2 separate regions of the Homo sapiens genome follow, and region 1 is linked to region 2. The links are chromatin loops, found by intact Hi-C in ENCODE. Cell type or tissue: endothelial cell of umbilical vein. All regions are shown on one strand. Links, peaks and the distances in the headings refer to the core of each region. The heading gives the core; the rest is flanking DNA.

Region 1 (10,817 bases), core at 956-8,955, 130 kb after region 2:
CAGGTAAAAAAGCAGTTTAGTTCGACCTACACTGGCACTTTCTCAAAACCTCCCCTGCCTCTGGCACATTCCTTGTGTCTCGGCAGGACCCAGAGAGCTGGAGAATTCCTCTCCCTCCTTAGCGTGGGTCCCCGTGTTGGCATGCCAACAGCCCCAATATTTAAAGCAATCATGAAAATGAGCTCAGAGTCCCATGCCAGAGCCTTGAAAGGAATTAGGCTAAAAACAGGACAAAGGAAGAGGTGAGGCCAAACAGAAAATGCCATGAAAGGCACTGCCCAGCATGGCTGGATCCCAGAGCCCTCCTCTCTGGCTTCACTCACCTATAGCCAGGCACTGTGCTAGGCACTGGGGATGCAAAGTTGAATGAATCATCCCTGCCCTTGAGGAGCTCCCAGGCCAGCTGAGAAAGCTATACAAATGGACAATCACAGTACAGTATGGTAAGCACAGACAAGATGCCACCGAAGGCACAAGGGAGCCATCAAAGCAGAGGGTCCTGGCTGTGCCTGGGGTCCATGACGCATCTCCTAGAGCCTTGATCTAGGCCTTAGGACAGGCATTCACACAGGGACAAGGCAGAAGAGGTGCTTCCAGAGAAATGCAGATGCAAAGGCACAGAAGCATGAAACAGGATGAAGGAGGGAGAGAAAGTGCACAAGTGTGACTGCTTGGTAAACTTGGTAATGATCCAGCCTCTCCATTGGGCATGTTTATGTACATGTAATGTATGGAGAATGAAATTAGACTCAGCCTTATAATTGAAGATTTTTTAAAAATGTTAAACTAGATGGACACATGGATGCTTGTGTGTGCAAGGAAATTACTGGGCAGAATGCCTTTATCAGAAGGTGCCTGGAGTGCATGCCGAGCACGGATGTGTATAGCGAGAGGGTGACATAGCTATGTGCCCACAGCACCTTTCCTGTGATCAGTCCCGGGAGACTCCCTGCTGGAGGGGAGATGAGGTTTCCCCAGTCATTTGAGTGAAGGAAGAGAATCAGCTTGGCAGGCTGGGAGAGCTGGCAGTGCCCCAGACACCTGGCACAATGCAGGGGAAGGTGTCAAGGTCAAAAACGATGCCTGAGTGAGTTGTGACTAAGCGAGCCCCAGGGCTTCCTGGTTACCAAGAGGAGATGGGAGTGGTGGGCAGGCCCAGGGCCTCTCCTGCCACAGTGCTTTCAAATCCTCACAGCAGGCACAGAGAGTAGCTTTGGCTTGAGTCTTGGGGAGCTGGGCAGCCGCACTCAAGCCTCTTTTGGAAAGAAAGAAGTAAAATGAAAGTGACACAAGCAAAATGATCATCAGGTGCTATTAAAAGAAATTCGTTATGACTAAGACATCTGCAAATAATAATGGTGCTCATTTTCATCATCATCACCATCATTATCATCACCATTTTTATTTACTTAAGTGGTTCTAACATTTACTAAGCACTTATGAGCCAGGCTATATTAAACTTCACATGCACTTAACCTTCATAACAATCGGAAGAGATCAGTATTCTTGCTCACATGTTACTGAAGAGGAAATATCCCCTAGGAAGGCTATATTAAGGTTCAGGGTGCCCTAAAACCAGGCAGTGTGTATTTAAAAAGCAGAAAATGTTATGGGCTGAACTGTGTTTTCCCCCAAAAATTCTTATGTTGAAGTTCTAACCTCCAACACTTCAGAATGTGAATGTATTTAGAGATAGGGTCTTTAAAGAGGTGATTAAGTTAAAATGACATCATCAGGGTGGCTTTTAACCCACTATGACTGGTGTCCTTGAAAGAAGAGGGAATTTGGACACAGACATGTATAGAGGAAAAGACCATGTGAAGACACAGGGAGAAGACAGCCATCTATAAGGCAGGGAGGGAGGCCTCAGAAGAAACCAACCCTGCTGACACCTTGATCTCGGACTTCCAGCCTCCAGAACTGTGAGAAAATAAATTTCTGTTGTTCAGCCCCCAGTCCATGGTGCTTTATTATGGCAGCCCTCCCAAATAAATCGAGAGAGCAATGACCCAGGAGTACCTTAGAGAAACTAGGAGAAACAAGGCTGCAGGGACCGCATGGCACCCATGCAGGGGAGCTGACTGCCTGCACGCCTTTGCCTTGCCCTCAGCTGTAGGACACCTGAGGACCCCTTAGCATCCTCAGCTCAGCTCTGAGAGTGATAAGCCCCAGAAGGTTTGGAGTTGTACAACAACAGTGCAATTGATGGTGTCTTCCTTGACAAGATCAGGACTTGAAAGCAATAGGATTAAAAACTGGGGTTTAAAGAGATTAAAACACAAAACCTAAAACAAAGCAAAGCCAGCATAATCTTTCTACTCTATAGACCTTTAACCACCAAACCACTATGAGAAGTAGGGTCAAGGGGGTAGGCCAATATTTCCACCTGGCTTCAGAAGCAAAACCAGTGCCCAATAGGAGTTCACTTTCTCACACGAAATGGGCCAGAGCCCGGAGGATGAACCTCTGGGAGAGGCGTCATTAGGATGGGTCAGTAACTAGGTCAGCAGTCACTGTGTCTGGGTTCTCTTGGATTCCTCGAAGCAAGTTAATTATTAAAGGGAACAGGTGAAAATATAGTCTTGAGGTTTGATTAAACTAAAATTGGTCTAGTCAGAGAGTGGGGTGGGGAAGAGGGTTTCAAGAATTCCAATCGGCCCCCAATGATACTGCAGAGACCCAAGTTGCCTTGGAATCTGCAATCAATGCGGAAATCACCAGAAGTATAGAGGAGTGACGGCTCCGGGCTCCAGTGCAGCAGGGCCTAGAGAACGAGAAAGGCATCCTGAAACTTTAAAAAAGTTGCATCTCTGTGTTGACAGCAGACTTTAAAACAGGTACAGGCCACTAGGGCAAATAGAAGCCTGACCAAAGATGGGGAAAATAAGGAGGACTTTCTGGAGGAGGTGCTCTGGAAACTGGGCTCTGGAGGAGGAAGGAGATAGAGCTCAAAGGACAGAGGAAGGTGCTTTGTCCCATGGAAAGTATGAAAGAGAAACTCCAGTGGCTGGGTGCGGTGGCTCATGCTTGTAATCCCAGCACTTTGGGGGGCAGAGGTGGGTGGATCACCTGAGGTCAGGAGTTCGAGACCAGCCTGGCCAACATGGTGAAAACCCATCTCTACTAAATACACAAAAATTAGCCAGGCGTGGTGGCACTCACCTGTAATCCCAGCTACTCAGGAGGCTAAGGCAGAAGAATCGCTTGAACCTGGGAGGCGGAGGTTGCAGTGAGCCAAGATAACACCACTGTGCTCCAGCCTGGGTGGCAGAGCAAGACTCAGTCTCAAAAAAAAAAAAGAAAGAAAAGAAAGAGAAACTCTAAAGGTTCAGTGGACAGCAGAAAGTTCTCCATGAAGAGTTTAAAGCTAGAAGGGGAGTCCTGGGTAGCACCTAAAAGGCATGTGTGTTTGTGTGTGGGGATGTATGTGTGGTGTGTGTGTGTGTGCATACATGCAGGTATGATGTATGTATGTGTGGTATGTGTGCATGCATGTGTGTGGTGTGTGATGCATGTAATTTTGTATGTGCATGCATGTATATGGTGTGTGGTGTGTGATGTATGGTATGCATGTGGTATATGCTTATGTGTATGCATGTGTGTGCGTGCAGTGTGTGCATGTACAGGTGTGGCATGTGCATATGTGCACACGTGTGGTGCATGTGTGTGGTATGTGTGCACATATGTGATGTGTGGTGTGTGCACTTATGTGCACGCATGTGTGTGGTGCATATGTGGTGTGTGTGTGTGTGTGTGTGTGCTCATGCACACACATCCTGGGACTTTAATGGTAAGGATCATCTGGCCGAATATCTCTGGTGAGGAGAAAGCAGGTGGCCCAGGCCAGAGCTAACAATAGCAGGATTTAGGGAGAACTGGGCAAGTTTGTCAGGGGCCTCCTGAAGCAAACGAGGAGCCACAGTAAAGGGTCTTGAAAGAGGCCTGCTGGATTTTCAATCAGACCTGCAGTGTCAAGTTTCAGCTCAAGTGATATCCAAATGTCTCATATTTCTATTTTATCATTTCCATATTTTCAGTGAGCAGAGCTTACCATCTGCACAATGTTGAGCCAAAGAAATAAAAACCAAGAGGAAATTGCACTACAGTGCGGCATAATCAGTCTGATCCGCCTGGGATGTTAGTGGAGACATGTGTGTCTTCACTCATCTGAGTATTAATGTCCTGACTGTTTCTAAGCAGGAAGTTTCCCATTTGGCCAGGCTGAAAGGCAGCTCCAAAATGGAGCAGCAGTTTTCTGTTCTCCACGAGCTCCCCTCCCCTGCTCCTGAATCACGTCACTCCCCAGTCGCTGCAAATGATTCTCATGTGTTGACAGGTTACACAGTTCAAGACAAGACATCAGCAGGAGTCTGGGTTGCAGCAAGAACCAGATAGCAGAGCAGGGAAGCCATGTGAGCTGGCTATTAGGTGACAGGGGCAGGCAGTGATCTGCCCGCTCTTTCCAGCCTCTCCCTCCTGGGCCCTGCTGATGTGTCTGGTTGTCCTCTGCAGCCTAGTCCATGGCACATCTCAGAAAAGGCATGTCAACTCTTCAATCCTTCATTTCTTCATACGAAAAGCAGGCTCATAACACCTACCTTGTAAGGCAGTAGGGAAGAGTGCTATGTTTCATAGAAAAAGATGCTAACAGAGCATCCAGCACACACTATTACTTAAAACATGCTTCAAACATAACAATAATAGTACACACTTATATCATGCTTACTACATGCCATGAGTGGTTTTAAGCACTTGATATTTTATTTATGTGTGTGTGTGTGCACACATGAACCAATTTAATCCTCACAACCCTGTAAGGCAGATTCTACTGTTATCCCTGTCTTACAGAAGAAGAAACTAAGGCACAGAGAGGTTCTGTAACTTAACCATGGTCACAGAGCTAGTAGAGCCAGGATTCAAACTCAGGCAGTCTGGCTCCAGGGACTAGGTGTAGATAAATAAATGAATTAATTAAAAGTTGATGTGTTGGTGGATGGATGGGCAAAGAACATGGATTCCCATGAACTCCAGTAAGGAGCAAGTTATCTAAGCAGCACATTGACAAGTTAAAGGCTCGAAATTCTAATCCCAGCCCCCATCAAGTCCAGGAACTGCAGTTGTTTAATGTTGCTACAAAGTGGCATCACCTACTCCAAGCTAGAGGTGAAGGCTGCTTCCCTTACTGAGACAGGCTTAGTATGCCATAATTTGGAAGGTTATCACTGGAAAGCACTCAGGTTATCACCTAACTCCTAATTTTATGTTTGCAGGAACTGAGGCAAGAGAGGGAAAGTGACCAGCCTAGGGTCACACAGTGCCTGTTCAGACGCGTGCCACTTCTATGCCCAGCACTGTTTTTATGACATAATTTGGCATCTCCTTCACACTAGGAAAGCAGAATCCGGAAGTTGGGGGAGGAGTTATGGACAGAAAAGCAAGATTGAAGAGTGGAATACACTGCCTGGCAAATTGTTTTAAAATGAGAAGGTCATACTTTGTTGCAAGGAAGTTCCTGTTTATGTAAGTCTGGTGAAGTCATCAGACCTTTTGCCTCTCCCCCGCCCCTCCCTGAGGCATCCGGAGGTCCACGGAGGGAAAGGACACTGGTACGGAATGCACCCTACACTCCCACGCTGCTTGCTGTTCCCCCAACACGCCTGAGAGCATTCCACATTCCCACTGCAGCATATTTGCTCACGCTGTTCTGGGACTGAATCCTCCCATCCCTACTCCCATCCATGCCTGGAGTAAACCTCCCCAGGCTTCAGGGACAGCTCGAAAGCCCCCTCTGTGACTCTTTCCCAGCCGTCAGAGCCAGGATGGACTTCCTGAGCTCCAGGGGCACTTGAAGCCAGTGGGGAAAGTTCTGGCTCCTGCATCAGCCAGGTCTGGATCTCTGTTCTGATTCTCTGTTCTCTGCTCACTTAAGTGTGACCTTTGGCAAGGACCTTCATGATCTCCCTGTCTCCATTCTCCCACTTATCAAATGGGAATAATAACAGTCCCCTCCTCATGAGGTTATATAATAAGATCAACATATATAAAGAAAGCATTTAGTACAGTGCCTGGTACTTAGTAAATGGGAGACATGATTGCCACTCTTGGAGGTCTTATTCCACATGCTTTTTTGATTTATGGTTGTTTGGATTTGTATCTTATGTCCCCTTCTAGAGAGATACCTATCTTTTGGCAGGAACTGTGTCAAGTTCAACTTTCCAATCCTGCTGCACTCTGAGCCTTGTGCAAAGTTGTGCTTTGTGAGCATGTGTTAAGTTGAAGTGAATTGGAACAAAAAAGATGAGTTAATTGTGGCAAAAAGCAGGGCGTTATAGTTTTTGTAAAAAGCCTATGATGACTGCCTTTATAAATAGACTTCAGAGGTTCTGGGTAGATGTGCAGAGTAGAATATTGCTTTCAGCTCTCATTACTAGTGTTCTTAAGGATGAGGTTGAGAGAAGCAATAATAATAACATCCTCCTATCAAGGACTTCAAATGGTCCATGTTAGGTTCTTTGTAACTTCACTTATTGCCCACTAACAACCTCTAAGGTAGACGTTATTATCCCTATATATGGATAGGAAATTGTCCCTATATATGGATAGATTCAGAGAGATTAAGTCACCCAACAAGGTTGGAGAGCAAGCATAGAGCTGAGGCCGGGTTTGAATCCAAGCCTGTCTGACTCCCAAGGCCATGCTGTACCCTGAACAGGTCTGCAGACCGCCTTCTGCCATCTGACCTAGGGCTTGTTTTGGTATGGCCATCAAGCCAAGGTGGGTTTTTACACTTCTAAATAGTTGAAAAAAATGAAAAGATTAATATTTTGTGACACATGAAAGTTATATGGAATTTAAATTTTAGTGTCCATAAATAAAGTTCTACTGGAACACAGCCACATCTGTTCATCTATACATTATATAATGTATAGTCCTGCCAACTATACATTGGCTGCTATAACAGAAGTGTTGAAATATTTGCAGGAGACACTGCATGCCCCTTAAAGCCTATATTCCCTATCTAATTTTTTCAGAAAAAGTTTGCTAGCCCCTGCTCTAGGTCATACTGACTCTTACAGACAAACTTAATGCAAAGAAAACTGCCCTTTCCATAAAAGTCATGCTACAAAAAGGGCACCCATCTCTGCAGCAATAAATCTTGGTCTCCAGATTCTGACTTGCCTTTATGCGTGCTGAGCCGCCTTGGTTCTTGCTTTCATCCAGCTCGCAATATGATGTGAAATGAGAGCAGCCACCAGACTCTGCCGGGCAGAGACAACAGGCCACAGCAAGCCTGGAAGCAAAGGGAAAGGAATTTAGAGCCAGAAGTCAGCTCAGCTTCATTAATGCCTTCACCCCCTTGATTCAGGGTTTCCTGCCGCATCTTGTTCAGCTGTGAACGTGCCCAGGCCCCAAGCAGGGGCAGGAGGCTGGAAATGATGAAAGCACAGGGGCTTCAGGCTCCCTGATTCTTTATCCAGTCTCCACCCTGACCACTGGGCAGAGGCCTGGCTCAGCATATCTCTCCCTGGGAAGCCTCAGGCAATCCCTCTCCCTGAAGAGTACTCAGTCTGAATGTAGAATGAGCGCTTGGCCCAGCTGTTCCATCGCCCATCTGCCTCACTCACCTGTTTTCCTTCTCCTTCACACTGCACAAACACCTTTTGCCCCTCCATTGTCTCCCTATGGGGTGAGCTTTGTGGCATTCCTTCATCCAGCAAGGGCTTTTGAACACCTGTTGTGTGTCCAGTTTTGTAGAGACACAAAGGAAGTAAAAGTAACCCAGGAGGTTTCTATTTGTTTCAGGATACCAGGTATACACATGGGAAGCCACAGAATGATCCTTGAAGAAATGCTGAGCACCAGTTATGTGCTTGGTATGCTCCAGGTGCCTTCATAACCATGCTTTTGCTTAAGCCATAAAACACACCTGTGGCCCAGGCATCCTTATGCCCATTTTACAGATAAGAAAACTGAGAATCTGAGAGATTGCCTGGAGATCAGATGGCTGTTAAGGGATGGAGCTAGGCTTTCAATTCAGGTCTCACTGGTCCAAAATGCATGCATCTTTGAAAAACTGGGCTGCTCCCTCTACCAGGATGTCATTGGGTGCCTCGGGGTTACAGGATGGGGATTTTAAGACAAATTTCTTAGGGAAAACAATCTTAAGTCCTTACACCGCAGCAGAAAGCACACTGGAACACCAATAAAGAGATTCTAGACACAGCCTGGCCGATCCTATAGTTAAAAAAAAAAAATTCTTCTAGACCCAACTCTTCCTTTAATGAGTTATATGAGTTATATGTCTCTGGGTATGATTTCTTCCCTTCCCTGGGTCTTAGTTTCCACATCTGTAAAACTAGATAGTCTGGACAAAGTGATCTCAAAGCATCGCCCACCTTCACTGCTTCTCTCTGTTCCTGCTGCTTCACAAATACAGTGCTTGGGCACAGGATTCAAAGTTCAGCTCTGGCCGTGAGTCACAAAACTCAATCCAGGTGCTTCCATCTGAATCTTGGAAAGACAAAAAAAAAAAAAAAAAAAAAAGCCCTAATAAAACTGATAGTCTGGCTATCTGGGTTCAAACCACAAAACTAAATTTTAAAAAAATAGAGGCAAAAGATATTATATAGCTGCTATATTCCTTTCTAAATTCCTTCCTGCTTGGTTTTCATGGAACTGTTTCCAAGAATAAATCAGGCTTCTGTTGCATTTGCATTGCTGGAGCCTCCTGAAGCAGGAGATAAGAGGCAGCAATGTCAAAAAGGAAACTGGGTGGTAGGGTGGGAGGTGGTGGCAGAAGGAGGCCTAAAGCTTGAAGGACAGGAAGGATTTAAACAAAGTGAGGACAAATCTTAAAAAACAAACAAACAAAAAGAGTAAAACCCCAAAGGCTTTTGGGGAAACTGTGAGGCGACCAGTTAGTTTTAATAGGAATTATCAGGGAATTAAGGAGAGACTAGAAATATAGGCAATCTTAAATGCTTTCAGCAAATTAAAAATGTGACTTAACATCCCAGTAGCTATAAGTACACTTAGCATCCAGATCTTGGTTTCTAGTAACACTGTCCAATATAAAAAGAACTAGCGTTCTTTGAAGAAATGTCTGATTCTAGTAGGACTGTAGCAAGAAATATACAAAATGAGTTTGGAATATCTTGAAATACCAGAAAATAAAGAAGTGATCAACAACGAATTTTTTAAAAAACCTACAATACAGCTGGGCACGGTGGCACATGCCTGTAATCCCAGCACTTTGGGAGGCCAAGGTGGGAAGACCACTTGAGCCCAGGAGTTCAAGATCTGCTGGGCAACATAGCAAGACCACACTAAATTATGTATAATTCTCCCCCTGCAATTTTCTTTTTTCTTTTTCTTTTCTTTGTTTTTGTTTTTGAGACAGGGTCTCACTCTGTTACCCAGGCTGGAGGGCAGTGACTCAATCTCAGCTCACTGCAACATCTGCCTCCTAAGCTCAAGCAATCTTCCCACCTCAGCCTCCCAAGTAGCTGGTACTATAGGGATGTGCCACCACGCCCGGCTAATTTTTTTGTATTTTGGGTAGAGACAAGGTTTTGTCATGTTGCCCAGGCTGGTCTCAAATTCCTGGTCTCAAGCGATCCATCTTCTTTGGCCTCCCAAAGTGCTGGGATTACAGGCATAAGCCACCATGCCCGGCCCCCAATTTTTTTTTAATTAGCCAGGTGCGGTGGTGCATGCCTGTAGTCCCAGCTACTCAGGAGGCTGAGGAAGGAGGGTTCACTTGAGCACAGGAGTTTGAGGTTGCAGTGAGCTATGATTGTGCCACTGCATTTCAGCCTGGGCAACAGATGTATGCTGTCTTAAAAAACAAAACAAAATGGGCCGGGCGCTGTGGCTCACGCCTATAATCCCAACACTTTGGGAGACCGAGGCGGGCGGATCATGATGTCAGGAGATCGAGACCATCCTGGCTAACACGGTGAAACCCCTTCTCTACTAAAAACACAAAAAATTAGCCAGGCGTGGTGGCAGGCGCCTGTAGTCCCAGCTATTCCGGAGGCTGAGGCAGGAGAATGGCATGAACCCAGGAGGCGGAGCTTGCAGTGAGCCAAGATCGAGCCACTGCACTCCAGCCTGGGCGACAGAGCGAGACTCTGCCTCAAAAAAAAAAAAATCGTACCATAATGGGGATATGTCAAAGGGATGCAGGAGCCAACTGAAAGAGCTACCAATGAACAAAGCTGGAAAAAATTAAGCAATAAAATGAAGTAGTGTTGATTTGTAACCCAAAAATAATGTAAAATAAATATCCATACTGATATAAGTAACTGAATAAATGGAAAGAGAAAAAAAAATCCTATAGGAGAATCCTAAATAATTGATGTAGATATTGTACCCTCCAGAAGAGGGAACATAACTCTCCATTCCTTACATGTGGGCTGGGCAGAGTGACTTCCTTCTAAAGAGTAGGAAAGTGGGGAAAGAGTACCTTAACAGTGGAGAAACCAGATAAACACTGCTGAACCAGGTGATCAAGGTCAACGTAAAAGTGATAAATCATGTTGGTAACATGTGCCTTTGATATGATGTCATTAGAATGGCACTTTACCTGAGGTCCTCTTCCCAAAAACCCAAAACCCCAGGCTAATCATGAAACAAAACATCAGACTAATTCCCATAAAGGGGCTTCCTACAAAATACCCAGCCAGTGCTACTCAAAACTGTCAAGATCATTAAAACCAAGAAAAGTCTGAGAAACTGTCACAGCCAAGAGGAATCTGAGGAGGCACCACAAGTCAATGTACTGTGGTACCCTGGATGAGATCCTCAAATAGAAA
Region 2 (10,587 bases), core at 2,588-10,587:
CATGGAACTAAGCCTCCCAAATGGGAGTTCTGGCTGAGCCCAGGGTGGGGAGATCCTGGGAAGGGAGGCACTGGAGGAAGACGGCACCTCTTCCCCCATGGCAGGGTGTGAGGGAGGCAGGTTTGGAATGGTGCGAGTATGGCAATCTAAGCAGGGGTCTGGTCTCTTTGACTCCAGGCTGGCCTTTGGCCGACTGTCTGCTCACCCAGAGACCTTGGACTCCGGACTATCCATGGCTCCGAATCTAAGTGCTGCCCACTCCCATGCTCACACCCACAGAAGGTCTTCCCATCCCCTTTAGATTCGTGCCTCACTCCACCAGTGAGGAAGATGCCTCTGTCTTTCCCACGACTGCCAGGAGATAGGGAAGCCCAGCCAGGACTGACCCTCCTTCCTCCAGCCTGCCCTGACCCACCTGGCAAAGCAGGGCACATGGGGAGGAAGAGACTGGAACCTTTCTTTGACAGCCAGGCCTAGACAGACAGGCCTGGGGACACTGGCCCCATGAGGGGAGGAAGGCAGGCGCACGAGGTCCAGGGAGGCCCTTTTCTGATCATGCCCCTTCTCTCCCACCCCATCTCCCCACCACCACCTCTGTGGCCTCCATGGTACCCCCACAGGGCTGGCCTCCCCTAGAGGGTGGGCCTCAACCACCTGCTCCCGCCACGCACCGGTTAGTGAGACAGGGCTGCCACGGCAACCGCCAAGCCCCCCTCAAGGTGGGACAGTACCCCGGACCCATCCACTCACTCCTGAGAGGGCTCCGGCCCAGAATGGGAACCTCAGAGAAGAGCTCTAAGGAGAAGAAACCCCATAGCGTCAGAGAGGATATGTCTGGCTTCCAAGAGAAAGGAGGCTCCGTTTTGCAAAGTGGAGGAGGGACGAGGGACAGGGGTTTCACCAGCCAGCAACCTGGGCCTTGTACTGTCTGTGTTTTTAAAACCACTAAAGTGCAAGAATTACATTGCACTGTTTCTCCACTTTTTATTTTCTCTTAGGCTTTTGTTTCTATTTCAAACATACTTTCTTGGTTTTCTAATGGAGTATATAGTTTAGTCATTTCACAGACTCTGGCCTCCTCTCCTGAAATCCTTTTGGATGGGGAAAGGGAAGGTGGGGAGGGTCCGAGGGGAAGGGGACCCCAGCTTCCCTGTGCCCGCTCACCCCACTCCACCAGTCCCCGGTCGCCAGCCGGAGTCTCCTCTCTACCGCCACTGTCACACCGTAGCCCACATGGATAGCACAGTTGTCAGACAAGATTCCTTCAGATTCCGAGTTGCCTACCGGTTGTTTTCGTTGTTGTTGTTGTTGTTTTTCTTTTTCTTTTTTTTTTTGAAGACAGCAATAACCACAGTACATATTACTGTAGTTCTCTATAGTTTTACATACATTCATACCATAACTCTGTTCTCTCCTCTTTTTTGTTTTCAACTTTAAAAACAAAAATAAACGATGATAATCTTTACTGGTGAAAAGGATGGAAAAATAAATCAACAAATGCAACCAGTTTGTGAGAAAAAAAAAAAAAAGCCGAAAAAAAAAAAAAAAACACCTGAATGCGGAAGAGCTCGGCTCCCGTTTAGCATTTTGTACTTAAGGAAATAAAAAACCAACAAAGGATCTCACATTTTCTTAAAAAGTGAAGATTGCTGTATACTATTTATTCAACTTATAATTTATGTTACTCCTTGATCTTTGTCTTTTGTCATGACAAAGCATTTATTTAATAAAGTTATGCATTCAGTTAGCCTGCGTCGGCTTCCTCCGAGGGCTCAGGGAAGGCAGGCAGAGGGAGAGGCAAGTCCCTGATTCTCCTCAGGCCACAGCCGAGAGGGGATGGAGAAAGGCCCCCGGTGGGATCAGGGCTGAGCGGCCACATGGTCCAGAGAGAACCCCTCATCCCCCAAGACAAGCACTCCCACTGGAGCTCCAGCGGCCCCTTCCCCATCTGTTGGAAAGCCACCACAGTCGTGGAACCCAAGGCAACCTACATAACCTCCTCAGGCCTCCATTTCCTTGTGGGTAAAACCTCATGGAGCTGCTGTGAGGATTCAACCAGTTAATGTCCCCAAAGCCCTGAGAACTGGGAATATTCAGCACCTGTTCCCCTACTGTTCTATTAATGATTATTACCATCTTTTCATCTCAGCCCTTGCTATGAAGTAAAGTGGCCTTCATCCACCCTTAGACAAATGAGAAGTTTCTGCTCCTTGGAGAAGATTTTAAGGAAGCCATTTCTAGAATGTTCCTTATTCCCTCCTCCCACTGCCTTGTAAGCTCATAACTCCTGGGAACCTCTGGCCAAGATAAAGTCTCCCTCTGGTTCCTACCCAACCTCCACCGCTGTCTGTGCCCAGTGAAGAGGAAAACCCAAGATGGCACCCCTGATGTCAACCCCTGGGCACTGAAGAGCACAGTTCTTACACCCTCCGACCTTCTGCCGCCTCACTGTGTTGCTTTCCTCCCTCCTAGGCCCCTTCGTCCCCAGGCTCTTCCCCTACGGCCCCTCCTGTGTTTCACAGAGCTGCACAGCACACTGCCCCTTAGGCACCCCACTGACCGCACACCCCAGAGTCTCAGGCCCAGGAGCAGAGCAGGGAGACAGAAGCGGTGGCATCCTCACTCTGCTCAGCTCAATGGCTGAGGCCACCAGGAAGCCATGTGTCCCGTCCTGTCCTAGTCACGGGGCAAGAGGAGTCACTGGGGCGTCCCTGCCTTGCCGATGGCCTGATTCGTCACCAGGCACACCTCCTTCTGGGGTGGCTGAGCCGCTTCCCTGACACCTGTGAGCACCAGGTCCCTCAAGTTCACAGAGTAATCTATCCAGCCAAAGAGCACAGGATTCGGATGCCTGTCACTCAGCCTGCCCTGCAGTCACCTGGGTAGCCAGGGAGGCTCCCACATGGCTCTCTCAGGCTACCGGGGCCCAGCAGTGGAGGTAGAGGAGGAGGAGGTGGAGGATGCATTAGGAGGTGCACAGAGGGAAAAGGCACCTTCTCTGCTTTCCTTTCCAGAGGTGCCTCAAGTCGGGGGACAGGAAAAGGAACTACGGGAAGGCCTCCCACGTGGCACCTCCTGCCCCCAGAGTGTCTCCTGGCTTATCCGGGGGAAGCTGCTCACCCTACCATTGCAGGCACACTGCCTGGAGCAGGTGCCAGCTGGGATCCTTCTCCCCAGTGCTCCTCCCCAGAGGCTCTCACGCCCGCCCCCCACACAACTGTATCCCCCACCACTGTGGTCCTTTCCTCCCCTTTCATCTCCTCCGACCCATATAACCCACATCTGTGAATCCCTGCTCACAGCCCGTGACCACCGATGATTCCGGCTCTGGACGGACTACTCCACTCCTGTCTCCCCACCACCCTGTACTGCCCGTGCTCAGTGGGACAACCCATACAGCCCCTTAGCGATAGCACCATTCCCCTGGGGTCCCCGCGGTTCAGCAGCCCAGAAACTGTGTCTCCCACCCTCTCCCCAGTGGTATGCTGCTGGTCCAAGCTCTGCCACACACCATCTGCCTTCCCCTCCATCCACTTAAGCCACACTCTGAGCCATGGGACCCCCAAGATTCCACATCTAAAATCTGAAAACCCCACTCTCCCACTCTAATCGTAGTCTACTATGAGAGTGAGAAGAATGAGGCAAGAGAGCAGAGACGATTTTACGACAGAGAGCCTTTGCTCACCCCGCTTGAGTTTTCAATCCATCAGCCCTCTCTGGCTCTGATGCTTTGCCTAAGGAGACCGAAGCCCATAGCTCCATGCTTGGCATCAGCTTGTCTGGGGCTCCCCTGCCCTGCAGCACCTCAGCCCTGTCCAGTCAGCACTGTCCCTCCTGCATGGCACTGCTGAGCCCCACAGGGAAAAGTGCCACTATTGAGTGAGCTGACATCACACCAGAATCCCCAGGCTCCGAGGGCCCCACATCCTGCCTGGGAAACTTATTAGGGGCCCCTAATCGGATTATTTCCCCCACATTACCCTCATTTCTCCAATGCATGGTACCACCTTCCCTCACTCCTAGCAAACACCCTTACCTTCTCCCTATCAGAGAAAACCAAGGCCAGCAGGTGAGAACCTTCCCATCTCCCCATCCCAACCCCTACAAAGCTATCCACAAAACCGCCCGCCACACTCTTGTCTCCTCCCCTGCCAGTCCTCCTCTGTTCCCAAAACAGCCCCTTCCTGCACGCTCCCCACCTGCTTGTCGGCCCCCCACGCATCAACCATCCCATCTCCCTCTGTGTTGGTGACAGAGGAAATGGGGAGGACGGAATAGAGAGGAACCGCGGCCTGCAGACAGAACTGATGGACCTTGCTCAAGAATTGACATCAGGATGAGAATGAGGGAAAGTCAGGGATGTCTTCTCCACCCAGTGTCCCTCAAGCAACTCAAATACAATGTGTTCCACGTTGAACTCATCCTGTAAGCTCAGGCTCTTGGCCTCTCTTATGATTTTATCTAATGCTTTACAAAGTACAAGTTCAATAACAACACAATTTGAACTCATCATCTTCCCCACTAAGCCATCCCTCTTCCTTCTCTTAATCCTTCTTTAGCCCCCTCCTCTTATTCCCCATTCCTCCTCCTCCTCCTGTTTGCTGTCTCAGAGAATGGCACTGCATCCACCCAGCTGTCCAAGCCCAACCCCCGGCCTCAGTCCTGACTCTTCATTTACCCCTTCCATCCAATAAGCCACCAGGTGCTAGGAATCAGTGACCTCATGGACCACCCTCACCCTCGGCCCTTCTCTCCATCTCCCCAGCCCTGGTTCATTCAGATCATGCTCACTTCTACCCTGGATCCTTGCAATTCCTGCTGCAGGGATGTTCCACCCAATCCCACACCATGTATTGTCCTCCACGCTGGACATCACAGTTGCAGTTCATGTTTTTTTGTTTTGTTTTGTTTTGTTTTTGAGATGGAGTTTTGCGCTGGGATGCCATGGTGCAATCTCAGTTCACAGCAACTTCCGCTTCCCGGGTTCAAGCAATTCTCCTGCCTCAGCCTCCAGAGTAGCTGGGATTACAGGCGAGCGCCCCCATGCCCAGCTAATTTTGTAATTTTAGTAGAGATGGGGTTCCACCATGTTGGTCAGGCTGGTCTTGAACTCCTGACCTCAGGTGATCCACCCGTCTTGGCCTCCCAAAGTGCTGGGATTATAGGCATGACCCACTGTGCCTGGCCCAGTTCACTTTCTAAACACCAAACCAATCATGCCCATCCTCTGCCTAACTTCTTTCCTTGGTACTTAACTTTTGGTCCAGAGTTCAAATCCCTCAGCAACACACCCCAAGTCGTTCCTGATGTGCCCTGGCTTCCTCTTCCTCTCGTTCCTCTTCCACCTGCCGCCTCCCTTCACCACATGTATCCCCAACCATGCGCCGGTGTCCAGGCTCATTGTCCAGCTCGTGACTTAAAGGTTTTGCCGGCCAGGCATGGTGATGCACTCCTGTAATCCCAGCATTTTAGGAGGCCAAAGTGGGAGGATCACTTGAGTCCAGGAGTTCAAGACCAGCCTGGGCAACATAGTGAGATCGCTGTCTCTACAAAATAAAAATTAGCCAGGCATGGTGGTGCACACCTGTAGTCCTAGCTACTTGGGAGGATGAGGTAGGTGGGAGGATTGCTTGATCCCAGGAGCTCAAAGCTGCAGTGAGCTATGATCATGCCACTGCACTCTAGCCTGGGCAACAGAGTAAGACACTGTCTCTAAAAATAAATAAATACAGACATAAAAATAAGATAAAGTCTCTGCGCATGCTGCTCCCTCTGTCTGAACCCCAGCCCCCAACACCCGCACCTGCACATACATGCATGCATGAGGCACGTACATCCTCCCGCTCCTCTCCCCAATCTCAGCTTCTTCCTTCCAACTCTGCCTTCACCCTCTCTGAGACACCTTCCCTGACACCAGACTTAACTATTTCTCCTAACTTGCCCAACATCCCCTACTGGAGGGGTACCGCCATCCATGGAGGGCCATCTTTGGGTGTCGGGGCTGTTTCCTTCCACAAGAATCTCAGCCCTTCAGGACAAAGGCTGTAATCTTCTTCATCTTCATCATCTTCATAGCCTGACATCCTAATACCGAGCCTGGGATATAGTGAGAGCTATTTTTTTTTTCTTTTTTTTATGACGGAGTCTCACTCTGTTGCCCAGGCTCGTGCAATCTCAGCTCACTGCAACCTCCACCTCCCAGGTTCAAGTGATTCTCCTGCCTCAGCCTCCCAAGTAGCTGGGATTACAGGCACCCGCCACCGAGTCCGGCTAATTTTTGTATTTTTTAGTAGAGACGGGGTTTCACCACGTTGGCCAGGCTGGTCTTGAACTCCTGACCTCGGTTGATCCACCCGCCTTGGCCTCCCAAAGTGCCAGGATTACAGGCGTAAGCCACCATGCAAGGCCGAGAGCTACATTTAGGCAGCACTTACCGTGTGACAGAAATGATTTTATATTCTCAAAGCAAGTCTTTTAAGATAGAAACTATCCCAATATTTAAAGAGGAAGTAAATGAGATTCACAGAGGTTAGAAATATGTCCAAAGGCACATAACTCAAGAGTCTGATTCTGTTCAAAGACTACCTCACCTCCATGGTTACGCTTTTAACCACCACATCTTATTATGTAGTTAGTATTCAAGACACATCAAACAGATTCAGGGATGACAGTGGTGACTGTCCAAATGTAGAGAGCATAAGAAGAGGGATAGCCCCGTGGGCATGACCCATGCAGTCATACAAGGCTGACACTTAGTTTAATGTTCTGCTATTTCTGTCTTGACATTCTTAATAATTTCTGAATAAGGGACTCCATATTTTTATTTTGCCCTGGATCCTATAAATGAAGTCAACCAGTCCTCCATAAGAACCACACAGGAAGCAAGTTTCAATGCAGACTCCCAGGCCCCTCCCCGAGCTTCTAACTCAGGGGATCTGGGATAGGGCCAGTGGTAACAACGTCTCCAGCTGACTCCTTCTGGACCACTCCTCTTCAATGCAACAGACTCTCCAAGGGCCCGATGTAGGCTCAGCTGCAGTTCTGCATGCTGCCACACAGTGGCAGTATAGCCCCGGTGTTTGCTTAACGTTCAAAGAGGCACAGTTAGTTCCAGGTGAGAGATGTGCTTGACATCTTCAAGATCCCTGCCCAGCCAGCCATCTTCCCACGTGGATGCAATGATGCTTCCTCTCGGCAAAGGTTTCTAGGTTGCACTGCACATCAGTGAGTGTGGTTCCTGCAGCTAGAGCCACAGCGGAGGTGCTGCTCACCCACTCACCCATAAAAGCTACCTCTTCAGAGGGTTGGGTACAAGAGCACTAAGGGTAATGGAGGGGAAATGGGCAAGGAGATTGTGGCATCCTCAGAAGCCCTCTGGAAAAGTTCAAAGAATGGACAAGGTGGCAGCCCTGGGGCGTGAGGTCTGGCAAACACCTGACCCAACAATGGCCCCATAGTAACCCCTCCCGTTTTATACAGTCCTAGTTTTCAAAGCACCTTCACATCTAGTCTCACACTAATACCACCCTGCTATTTGAGGCTGATAACATCCCCAATAGACAGATGAGGAAAACAGGCTCAGAGAAGGTGGACAGCATAGCCCCAGGCAATGGAAAACGAAGTGGTGGGAAAGGATCCAAGCCCAGGTGTCCTGACTCCGGCCTTTTTCTTGCCTTATCCCTCCCTGGTTCACAATCACCATGGAACCTAAGAAAGGAAAAAGACCCTGCCTGGGCTCCATGGCAAACCAGTTACATCAGAATGTCTGAAGCTGAGGTACTGGCATCAGTTTTTGTTTTAAGTGCCGCCGTCGAGTCAAATGTTCACCGAGGTTGAGAAACACCAGGCTTCCCAGGAGGGCAGGCACGGGCTGCTCCACCCAGGGATAGCAGCTCCACCTGGGGACAGCAGCCCCGGGGCTGACTGCTCTTTGCAGCAACTCAGAGGGCAGGGGGAAGGGCCAGCTGCAGCACGCATGCGCCGAATGAAAGACAATCAGACCCCATGCAGGGACTGCTGAGCTTCAAGCTCCAGGTCCATCCAGTGCCCAGAGCCCTCTAGGCCCTCTCCAAGCGTCTCACCTGCTTCCATCCACGGGGCCAGTATAACTCAGGGGTGGGTGGCTGCCACACGCTGGAGTTAGGGGTCCCCAGACCCAGGGCAGGAGAGTTTGGGCACTTCTAGTTACACTTTTCCTCATCTGTAAAGTGTAACTAACAATAGTGCCTGTTTCACGGATGCACAAGGATCCGCTGAATGAATACTTTTGGGGCTGTGGCCAAGTGCTGGCCTTGGCCCGGTGCAGCCTAGAACACACCCTCCTGGCATGGCTCCATCTATTCTTGGGGATCTGGTTTTCCTGCACTCCAAGAAAGCTCATCTTGTGCCATTTCCAAAAGCTGTCTTGCATTCCAGCTACACTTATGTCACACCTGGTAAAGGGCCCGCCATCCCTCCGCCTCCCTACACTCACCAGATGGAAGGTCTGGAAGGTAGTGGATTGGGCCAGGCCCCTAGGGAGCCCCTCCTCTGTGGGAAGGGATCAGACTCCAGCCACAGGAGAGGGGAGTGACAGGAGAGGCCAGGCCCTGGGCCACGTACCGAGGAAGGTTAGGGGGGCAGGGACTGTGGGCCTCAAATGGTGAGCTTTCTCCCCCCATGGCCCATTGCAAAGGCAGGGGTCGGGGTGCATAAGCCCCCTGGAATTCACTGGAGTTGAGAGGCCAGCAGAACAGAATGGCAGATGTAGGTGAGCTCTGATGTGGAACTCTGCTAAGAAAGGCCACATTCTGTGCCTCCTTCCACAGTCCCTCAGCCTGCACACCTTGACACACTCATAGCCCTTTGTTTCAATTGATATTTGCTGGTCTGGACACCAAATCCCTTGGGCCCCTTAGAGAGCAGCATCTGAATTCTCAGTGGTGTCATCCTTATGAATAAGCCAGTTAACCACAGCCCTACTCCCTTTCTTTGGGGGCTGAGTGGAAATGTCTCACCCTGGGCAGGAGGGAGCCTCCTTTATTTCAGGGGCCAGACAACCCCAATCCCAACGTTTCCTGTTCCTTATCTCCCACTGCAGTGTTATCTGAATGTGCGAGGGAGGAAGCCGGACCCACGCTCCACATCTCCCCATCCCCAGCCCGTGACTCATCCTGCCCCTGTACAGCGCCAGGCAGGGGCCACATGGGGGCAGAAGCCTCACCTGGGAGTCCTGGGGCTGCACTGGAGGGTTTGATCTGGATTCAGGAGGTTCCCATTCCTTCTTATTGCCATTTCATGAATGGGAAACGGAAACGGCCTTTCCCATTTTCCTAGGAGCCAGGGGCAAAGCTGGATGATGGCGGGTAGGCCAACCTAGGCCAGGCTCTGCATCTCTCCCTGGAAGACCCCAAAGACTCAGGCAAAAGACACACACTTTACTTTTCCTTCCTTTAATCTTATGCAAAAGGGACACAGGGGTTCAAAAATAAAAATTTCTCTTCCCCCTCCCCAAACCTGTACCCCAGCTCCCCGACCACAACCCCCTTCCTCCCCCGGGGAAAGCAAGAAGGAGCAGGTGTGGCATCTGCAGCTGGGAAGAGAGAGGCCGGGGAGGTGCCGAGCTCGGTGCTGGTCTCTTTCCAAATATAAATACGTGTGTCAGAACTGGAAAATCCTCCAGCACCCACCACCCAAGCACTCTCCGTTTTCTGCCGGTGTTTGGAGAGGGGCGGGGGGCAGGGGCGCCAGGCACCGGCTGGCTGCGGTCTACTGCATCCGCTGGGTGTGCACCCCGCGAGCCTCCTGCTGCTCATTGTAGAAGAGATGACACTCGGGGTCCCCCCGGATGGTGGGGGCTCCCTGGATCAGCTTCCCGGTGTTGGGGTTCACACACCAGCACTCCCCACGCTGCCCGTTCAGAGACATCTTGCACTGGGGAGAGAGGAGAAGAGCATGGAGGAGCCCGCAGCCAGCAACTTTCCTTCTGTCCCTCAACCCGGCGTCCACTGAGCAGCCACCCCTTGCAGCTACCCATGCGCTGCCGGGTGGAGCTTCGCAACTTCAAATATGCGCCAGGAAACCTTGATAAAATGCAGATTCCCATGCAGTAGGTCCCTGGAGAGCTGGAAATTCTGCATCGCTAGCGAGCTCCAACGTGATGCTGATGCTGCCCGCCCAGGGACCCCTCTGATTAGCAAGGCCATTCAGGACACCCGAAGATGAAAAGACTCAGTCCCCAGCCTCAAAGAGGTCCCATCCAGTGGGGGGGACCCAGCATACTGAAGCTTAGTCATAGCGTCAGGTGTAAAACCTCATGTTGCAATCAAAATCAGTGTGTGCCAGGCACTGTGTGTGCAAGACACACTGCTAGTTCAGTTTCTAACAAATATAGTCATTTAATCCTCACAACCACTTTGTGAATTAGATGCCATTATTATCCCTGGTTTACAGATGATAAAACTGAAGCACAGATGGGCTAAGCAACTTGCCCAAGGTCACACAGCTGGTAAGAAGCACAGCTGAGATGGAAGCCAGGCATTCCCACTCCAAGGTCTCTGTTTTATGCATAAGCTAACTACTCCTGCAAATCACTTTAGTTACCCAAAG

The links. A loop is a pair of places that touch in the nucleus more often than their neighbours do. Peaks named below come from ENCODE experiments on the same cell type or tissue, not always from the same donor. Only the 100,000 strongest peaks of a DNase experiment are listed, where the experiment ranks them.
Region 1: a loop joins it to region 2, with 4 times the contacts of the local background. A loop is called at or near these places in 16 of 110 quality-filtered maps.

The regions. Positions count from the first base shown.
Region 1 is chr2:216,530,395-216,541,211 of GRCh38, reverse strand. No RefSeq gene overlaps it. Among named protein-coding and RNA genes, the nearest start is that of RPL37A, 37 kb to the right of the region's middle. RefSeq lists an enhancer at 1,313-1,402. In endothelial cell of umbilical vein, for the core only: no CTCF peak of the experiment used is centred there; DNase peaks (open chromatin) are centred at 1,041, 5,451 and 8,741; H3K27ac peaks cover 1,676 bases.
Region 2 is chr2:216,663,265-216,673,851 of GRCh38, reverse strand. It overlaps IGFBP2 (insulin like growth factor binding protein 2), which reads right to left. Exons shown (of 4, transcript NM_000597.3): 4 at 9,416-9,912. The coding sequence ends at 9,748. IGFBP5 (insulin like growth factor binding protein 5) reads left to right here. Exons shown (of 4, transcript NM_000599.4): 4 at 1-1,747. Among named protein-coding and RNA genes, the nearest start is that of IGFBP-AS1, 26 kb to the left of the region's middle. In endothelial cell of umbilical vein, for the core only: a CTCF peak has its summit at 7,046; a DNase peak (open chromatin) is centred at 7,071; H3K27me3 peaks cover 171 bases.